2 separate regions of the Homo sapiens genome follow, and region 2 is linked to region 1. Evidence: chromatin contacts called from ENCODE Hi-C data. All regions are on one chromosome and are shown on one strand. The core of a region is the stretch at or near the end of the contact, and the rest is flanking DNA. Distances in the headings are between cores, read along the strand shown. Region 1 overlaps DCUN1D3 (defective in cullin neddylation 1 domain containing 3). Region 2 has its middle 65 kb from the start of NPIPB3.

Region 1 (3,514 bases), core at 394-2,893:
CTCCAGTATATTGATTTTCTTTCCTTTGCACATATACCTAGTAGTGCAATTGCTGGATCATACAGTAGTTCTATTTTCAGTTTTTTGAGGGCCCTTTATACTGTTTTCCATAGTGGCTATACTCATTAACATTTCCACCAACAGTATACGAGGGTTCCCATTTTTCCACATCCTTGCCATTCATTATTCTGTTTTTTTTTTTTTTCATAACCATTTTAACTGGGGTGAGATAATATTTCGTTGTGGCTTTTATTTACATTTCTGTGATGATTAGTGATGTTGAGCATTTTTTCGTATACCTGCTGGCTATTTTCATGTCTCCTTTTGAGAAACATCTATTCAGATCTTTTGCCCATTTAAAAATCAGATTAGAGTCGGGCACAGTGGCTCGAGCCTGTAATCCCAGCACTTTGGGAGGCTGAGGCAGGCGGATCACCTGAGGTCAGGAGTTTGAGACCAGCCTGGCCAACATGGTGAAACACTGTCTCTACTGAAAATACAAAAATGAGCTGGGCCTGGTGGCATGCGCCTGTAATCCCAGCTACTCGAGAGGCTAAGGCAAGAGAATCACTTGAACCTCGGAGGTGATTGGTTGCAGTGAGCCGAGATCATGCCACTGCACTCCAGCGTGGGTGACAGAGTGAGACTCTGTCTCAAAAAAAATAAATAAATAAAATAAAAATCAGATTATTATTATTATTATTTTGCTATTAAGTTGTTTGAGCTCCTTATATATTCTGGCTGTTAATCCCTCGTCAGATGGATAGTTTGCAGATTTTTTTTCCCATTCTGTGGATTGTCTCTTCACATTGTTGATTGTTTACTTTGCTGTGTAGAAGCTTTTTAGCTTGATATAACCCCATTTGTCTCTTTTTGCTTTGGTTGCCTGTGCTTTTAAGGTCTTACACAAAAAATCTTTGCCCAGACCAGTGTCCTAGATCATTTCCCCAGTGTTTTCTTCTAGTAGTTTCATAGTTTCATGTCTTATATTTAAATCTTCAATCCACTTTGATTTGATTTTTGTATATAGTGTGAGAGAGGGGATCTAGTTTTATTCTTCTGCATATAGTCATTTAGTTCACAGTGATTTGTTTTAGTTCCCGTTTTCAACTGAGAAGACTGAGATGGAATATGGTTAAGTGTGAGCTAGAGAGTTGGTAGAGCTGGGCTGTACAAACCTAGTCATTTTGCATCCAATGCATGTACTTTCCCTCCTGGAAGGCACATGACTATACTGGAGCAGCTGAAGGAGCTGCAATATCTGTGCAACTGGTTTTTGAGTGAGAGAATTGAATGTTGGTTGCAGAACAGTCAAGACACTGAACGCAATTCAGAAAAGTTGCATGTAATTTCATGGACCCCCTATTGTTGGATGCAACATTTGTGTGTGTGTGTGTGTGTGTGTGTGTGTGTGTGTGTGTGTGTGTGCATGAGCGCACGCAGTTTATTCTGGGGCCATAGTTGTCTTTGAGTCTTCAGACTTATTGATGACTGAAAGAACTTATGGTGCTGCTGCTTTATTTTATAAATTTTTTATGTTGTTTCTTAAAATAGGGCATAGCTGCTAGGGCAGGGTTTTAATAGACAGCATTGTGGTGGCCATTAGGTGGCAGCAATTTTGGCAGGTCATGTGGGTGGGAAGTGGGCAGGAACGAATCATCAGATGTCTTACTTTGCAAAGCTTGCAGTACCACAGTGCCTTCCAACAGGTATAGAGCTCCATTTTTAATTACCTGCTTATCTTTGCACATGTTAATGTACTCTGGGGCCTCATGCTACATGAGCATTTGTGAAAATAAGTAACTTAAAAAAAAAAATCAAAGCCTAAACCTTGGGGCCTCAAGTTTCAACCTGCAGAGAACGTATTCAAATAAAGATGTGCAAACATGAGCATTTCCTGTCAGTCTTTGAAACTTAAACACTTTCTTAATAGGCTCTTCGGCATGTAAAATCAAAGAGAAATTGTCTCAGTGATAGGAATTGAAACCAAGAGGGTAGCCAAGTTCAGGTTAGATTTGGGCTTTCAGTTTCATGGGATATGGTTTAGATCAAATACCTGTTTCAGCTGGAAGGTTGATCATGTTATTGTACAGAGAAAGACTTCTGAGAGATTTTTGCTTTCAGCCTTTCACATGGTGTCTGAATGCTGGGACGGGGTTCCTCTTTGGGAACAAGATGATGACAGCAAATATGTACACAATAGAATAAAGCTCCTGAAGTATTCTGTGGCATATCTACTTGAAGGAGGTCTAACGGTGTAAAAATTGCAATTGGAAAGATTCTTGTAGCCAGTTAGTCATACCATCTTTTAAATAGCATCCTACTGGTCCACGTAGTTATAATGGAATTTGACAGCTTTCATGAACTTGGGATCATTGGTCCTGTTGTTCAGCTAAGGGTCCTATGATATATTCGACTAGAAATTGTGGCCTAGTCAGTTGGTTCTGAACCATGAATCAGAACATCTGGCAATTAGATCTTCTCTCTCTTTGCTCTCTGAATAGAAGAGATCTGAGTGACATAGCTGTGTCTTGGTAGGGACTCTTTCAGTTGTGATAGAAAACCTGATATCTAACTTATGCAAAGGAGAGTTTGTTGGCTCACACCTGTGAAGTTCAGGCTTTGATCTTGACTCTAGGAACAGTTGGATTCAGGGTGTAAATAATGCCTTCAAAATTCAGTTTCCCTTTGTCTCTTCATACTGCTTTCCACTTGGTGATTTCATTTTTGGGTTCTACATGCATTTGAGCTGAGCCCCATGTGATAAACAGGGACCATTTAATCCTCACAGTGACCCCCTAGGCATTCTTATTTTCTCTGGTAGCTCTTTCTGGTAGCATCTCCAGCCTCCTGTATTTTCAGGGTTGAGATTCTGTCTGGCTGGCTTGTCATGGGCATATCCTGGGTCCAGTCATTAAAGCCAGGGGCATGTGAGGCCTTGGTGGGGCTGAGTCCCATAGTTCTTTATGAACCCCACCCAGCCATATGGCCGAGAGCGAGGGAAAAGGATCTGCTGGTGAAAATTGGGTAATCACCTGATGAAGAGCCTGGATGCTGGGAAGGCAGACACGTCTGCTACAAATCTGTCCTTTGACCCAGTCTGCAGCTTGACAGCCCATGTTAGTCTTCACACTAAATCCAGCCCATTGACCATTTCCAGGCATTCCACATTTCTCTTTTGAATGAGCCTCTTGCTCCCTGGGAATGTGAATCACTCAATCCATGGGCCAGACCCTTCTACCCCTGATGTTAAACCTTTGATAAGGGGACTGTTACTCATTAGACCTTAAGATGGTCATCATCTTTGTCCTCTTCTTTTCCTTGGAGGGAGTGTGAGGAGGAAGTTGATCTTCTTTTGAAAGAATAAATTGAGGAAATTTAGATATAAGTGAAAGATGTCTTTAGGATTAAGCTGCTTTTCTCCCCATTCCCCCATCATTTAAAAACACTTCCTTAAAATCCCTGGAGCCAGAATCACTGGATCATTGGATTGGTTAGTTGTTTTTTTTTTTTT
Region 2 (3,514 bases), core at 425-2,924, 490 kb before region 1:
ACAAAAAGATAAGAATTCTAGTCCTGATGGGAACAAAAAGAGCCATTCTTTGTGGCCAAAAGGTCAGCGCCTTAAGAAGGGATGACATGGAGGAAGAGGTTCAAAGTTGAAAGGGTGGTGGGAGAGGAGGGTAAGTGGTTAAACATTTATTAGGTGTTAGGAACTAAAGCAGCTGCTTCAAATGAGGTTCTCACTGAATCCCCCTGACAAACCCTCAAGCTAGGCGAGACTATCGCCTTCGCAAGTGAAAAAAACGAAGGCTCAGAGGGAACTTTCCCCGAGGCCATTCAGACTCACCCTAGCAGTCTGACTTCAAAGCCAGGGTTGCTTCTGCCTTGCTGGATGTAAGTGCCCAGCTGCCAGCTGCCCTTGGCTGGATGGAAGTGGACCAAGAACCTCATGGCTTACTCACACCAATTCCTCTAAGGTCATTCCCCCAAAGGCAGATAAGATATAAACAAGAAGAAGTATGAGGGCCCAGGAAGCCTGAGGGCAGGTGGCCCTGAGAAAAGCTAAATCCCTGCAAAGCTCCTCACCCAGCCTGTAACACTAAGTCACTCATACACAGGGACTCAGGGAGGCGTCCGGGAGACGGGAAGCTGCAGAGACATAATCCAGGACACAGGAGGTAGCCAAAGCCATTGGCAGTGATTTCTATGAGGACTGAAGTAGTCCCTGATGCTGGCTTTTCTCAGACTGGATCCCTCCGTCCCTGGCTGTTGAAGGAGCACAGAAGCATGGCAGAAAATTCAACAGGGACAGGAATCCTTTTTTTTTTTTTTTTTTTTTTTTTTGGTGAGACGGAGTCTCTCTCTGTCACCCAGGCTGGAGTGCAGTGGCACGATCTCAGCTCACTGCAACCTCCGCCTCCCGGGTTCAAGCAATTCTAAATGTGAGTCACCATGCCTGGCTCCAACAGATCTTTTTTTTAAAAAAAATTATTAAAATTATTTTATTGATACATAATATTTGTACATATTTATAGGGTACCTGTGGTACTTTGATACATGCCTAGAATGTGTAATGACTTTCAACAGATCTTTGCTTCTTTTTTTCTTTCTTTGGGCAGTCTCCGGGGGCTAGAGTAGGCTCAGGCTCCTAGATCTTTGATTCATTTCTGAAAATGAGTAACTGGTGAAATAAACAAGAAACAAAGATCTAGGAGCCTCTCTGAACTTACCCTAGCCCCGGGAGACTGCTCAAAGAAAGAAAAAAAAAAAGCAAACATCTGTTCAAAGTCATTACACATTCTAGGCATGTATCAAAATATCACAAGTACCAAGGCCAGGCACAGTGGCTCACACCTATAATCCCAGCACTTTGGAAGGCCGAAGTGAGCAGATCACAAGGTCAGGAGTTCGAGACCAGCCTGGCCAACATGGTGAAACCTGTCTCTACTAAAAATACACAAATTAGCCGGGCATGGTGGTGGGCACCTGTAATCCCAGCTACTCGGGAGGCTGAGGCAGGAGAATCACCTGAACCCAGGAAGCGGAGGTTGCATTGAGCCAAGAAGGTGCCATTGCACTCCAGGCTGGGCAACAGAGCAAGACTCCATCTCAAAAATATAAAAATTAAAAACATTTTTAAAAAATTTAAAAAAGAACATAAACAATGCCAACTCCCACCCAAGACTGCACGAGCTCACAGCTCCCTAAGATCACTAGAGCACGTCCATGTTACGCTCAGTATTTCTTTACCAAACCATTTAATTCACGTGAAAGAATGAACTTTGTAGTCCAGATTGCTTTACAGCGATGAGGTTCAGATGATCTGTTTTAAAAGGTTCAGTCCTGGTCATCATTTTCACAAGACAAAACTTCCTAGTTAATTAACTAATGCTTTGAGTACACAGTTTTAAAACAGTATCTCTAAAATCACACACACACACACACACACACACACACACACACACACATTCCACACATGCAAAAGGCAGAAGTGAAAGGCCCACCTCCGCGTCAGGAGGCTCTAAGGGCCGCAGTCCAGTGACTTCACTCAAATGAGCAGCTGTTACTCCTCGTACGTATACAGGGTAAAGCTTCTGTCTGCAGACCACAGCCTGCCTACTCACCACCTGGGTGCCAGTGCCTGTGTGGTCAGTTTTTGAGGATTTGCACCGCCCCTCCCTGAGTGCTGGAGTGTGGACGGCACCTGCCAAGGGCAGCCCAGAGGCTGGTGAGTGCCACGTGGGCCGTGTGCACCCAGCAAAGCCCACCAACTTCCTGAGCAGGTGCTGCTGCCACCCCACCGCAGTGAAGAGGGCACTGAAGCACGAGGAAGCGACACTGCCGCATCCCAAGACGACAGACACTGAGGGAGCGGCCGCCCTGAGACTGGGACCCATGGCAACTCTCCCACCCCCACACATCCAGTTATCTCCCAAAAGATCTGCCAACCACAGCTGGGCCCTCATCTGTGGCCAAGAAGAGTATTTGAGGAGGTGGCCTCAGGGAGAAGAAAGGTGCTGTGGTCAGGGTGGCACCACACCTCCAATTCTCCACTTTACTCACAGGCTCCCCCACCTCTGGCTGGTCTGAGTGCCCGGCATAGCAGGGCTCTGTGGGGGGTGAGGGGAGTGCTTCTCTGCCGGGAATGAATGAGGGAGTCCAGCATGTTTTGTTCGACAGGTGCTGCAGAGGGAAGAAAGGTCCTTCCTGTTGCTGGAAGAGCCTGGGCTCTGGCCCCCAAGGGTTGCTCCTGCTGAGGCCCCTTGGCACAGCCCAGCGCAACTGAAGCGTTCCTTTGGCCCCGGCCTCTCCTGCAAGAAACGCTCAAATGCATGCACGGATAACTCGGTCAGAGGCTTGTGGATGGCGTAGAGGGGCATGGACAGCCGCAGCAAACATCGAGCCATCTTCCATTCCATGCCTAACATATGACCAACAGAAGGCCAGCCATGCCAAAAACCTGACTGCAGTTCTCAGGAAAACTTCATTCTAATGCCCAAGTGACACGGATAATCCTAATTTTCCTGATCTAGATGAAAAGCAGGGAAACTTCACTCTAATGCCCAAGTGACACGGATAATCCTAATTTTCCTGATCTAGATGAAAAGCCCTGAGAAGCACGCTAAACATTTTTTTAACTAGCACATTTATAATCATTTTTCTTAGATTGAATGTGATTTTTTAAAAAGCTTCCCAATTCAAGAACAATTATCTTTTGATTTATCAAAATATGAGAGGAAGAATATTAATATTTGCAGTGTAAACTTTATATAGTTGTAAATTTTTTTTTTTTTGAGAGGGAGTCTCGCTCTGTCGCCCAGGCTGGAGTGCAGTGCCGCGATCTCAGCTCACTGCAAGCTCTGCCTCCCGGGTTCAAGCCATTCTCCTGCCTCAGCCTTCCGAGTAGCTGGGACTACAGGCGCCCGCCACCATGCCCAGCTAATTTTTTGTATTTTTAGTAGAGATGGGGTTTCACTGTGTTAGCCAGCATGGTCTCGATCTCCTGACCTCGTGATCCACCCACTTCGGCCTCCCAAAGTGCTGGGATTACAGGCGTGAGCCAC

Evidence for each region. A loop is a pair of places that touch in the nucleus more often than their neighbours do. Pooled maps may share reads with other maps.
Region 2: a map with no recorded cell type shows a loop between it and region 1 (13-fold over the local background). The contact joins two enhancer-like sites. A Hi-C loop is called at or near these places in 4 of 37 single-sample maps with no recorded cell type and 3 of 50 pooled maps.

The regions. Positions count from the first base shown.
Region 1 is chr16:20,873,125-20,876,638 of GRCh38, reverse strand. All of the region lies in intron 1 of DCUN1D3 (defective in cullin neddylation 1 domain containing 3), which reads left to right. Among named protein-coding and RNA genes, the nearest start is that of DCUN1D3, 25 kb to the left of the region's middle. RefSeq lists a silencer at 981-1,060 and enhancers at 1,707-1,926, 2,177-2,276. Within about 2 kb of position 1,643, at least 8 of the 41 ENCODE cell types and tissues checked have a DNase peak (open chromatin) inside an H3K27ac peak, as active enhancers do.
Region 2 is chr16:21,358,890-21,362,403 of GRCh38, reverse strand. It overlaps the pseudogene SNX29P1. Among named protein-coding and RNA genes, the nearest start is that of NPIPB3, 65 kb to the left of the region's middle. RefSeq lists silencers at 1,868-1,937, 2,502-2,796 and enhancers at 1,665-2,303, 2,568-2,667, 2,304-2,943. Within about 2 kb of position 1,674, at least 6 of the 41 ENCODE cell types and tissues checked have a DNase peak (open chromatin) inside an H3K27ac peak, as active enhancers do.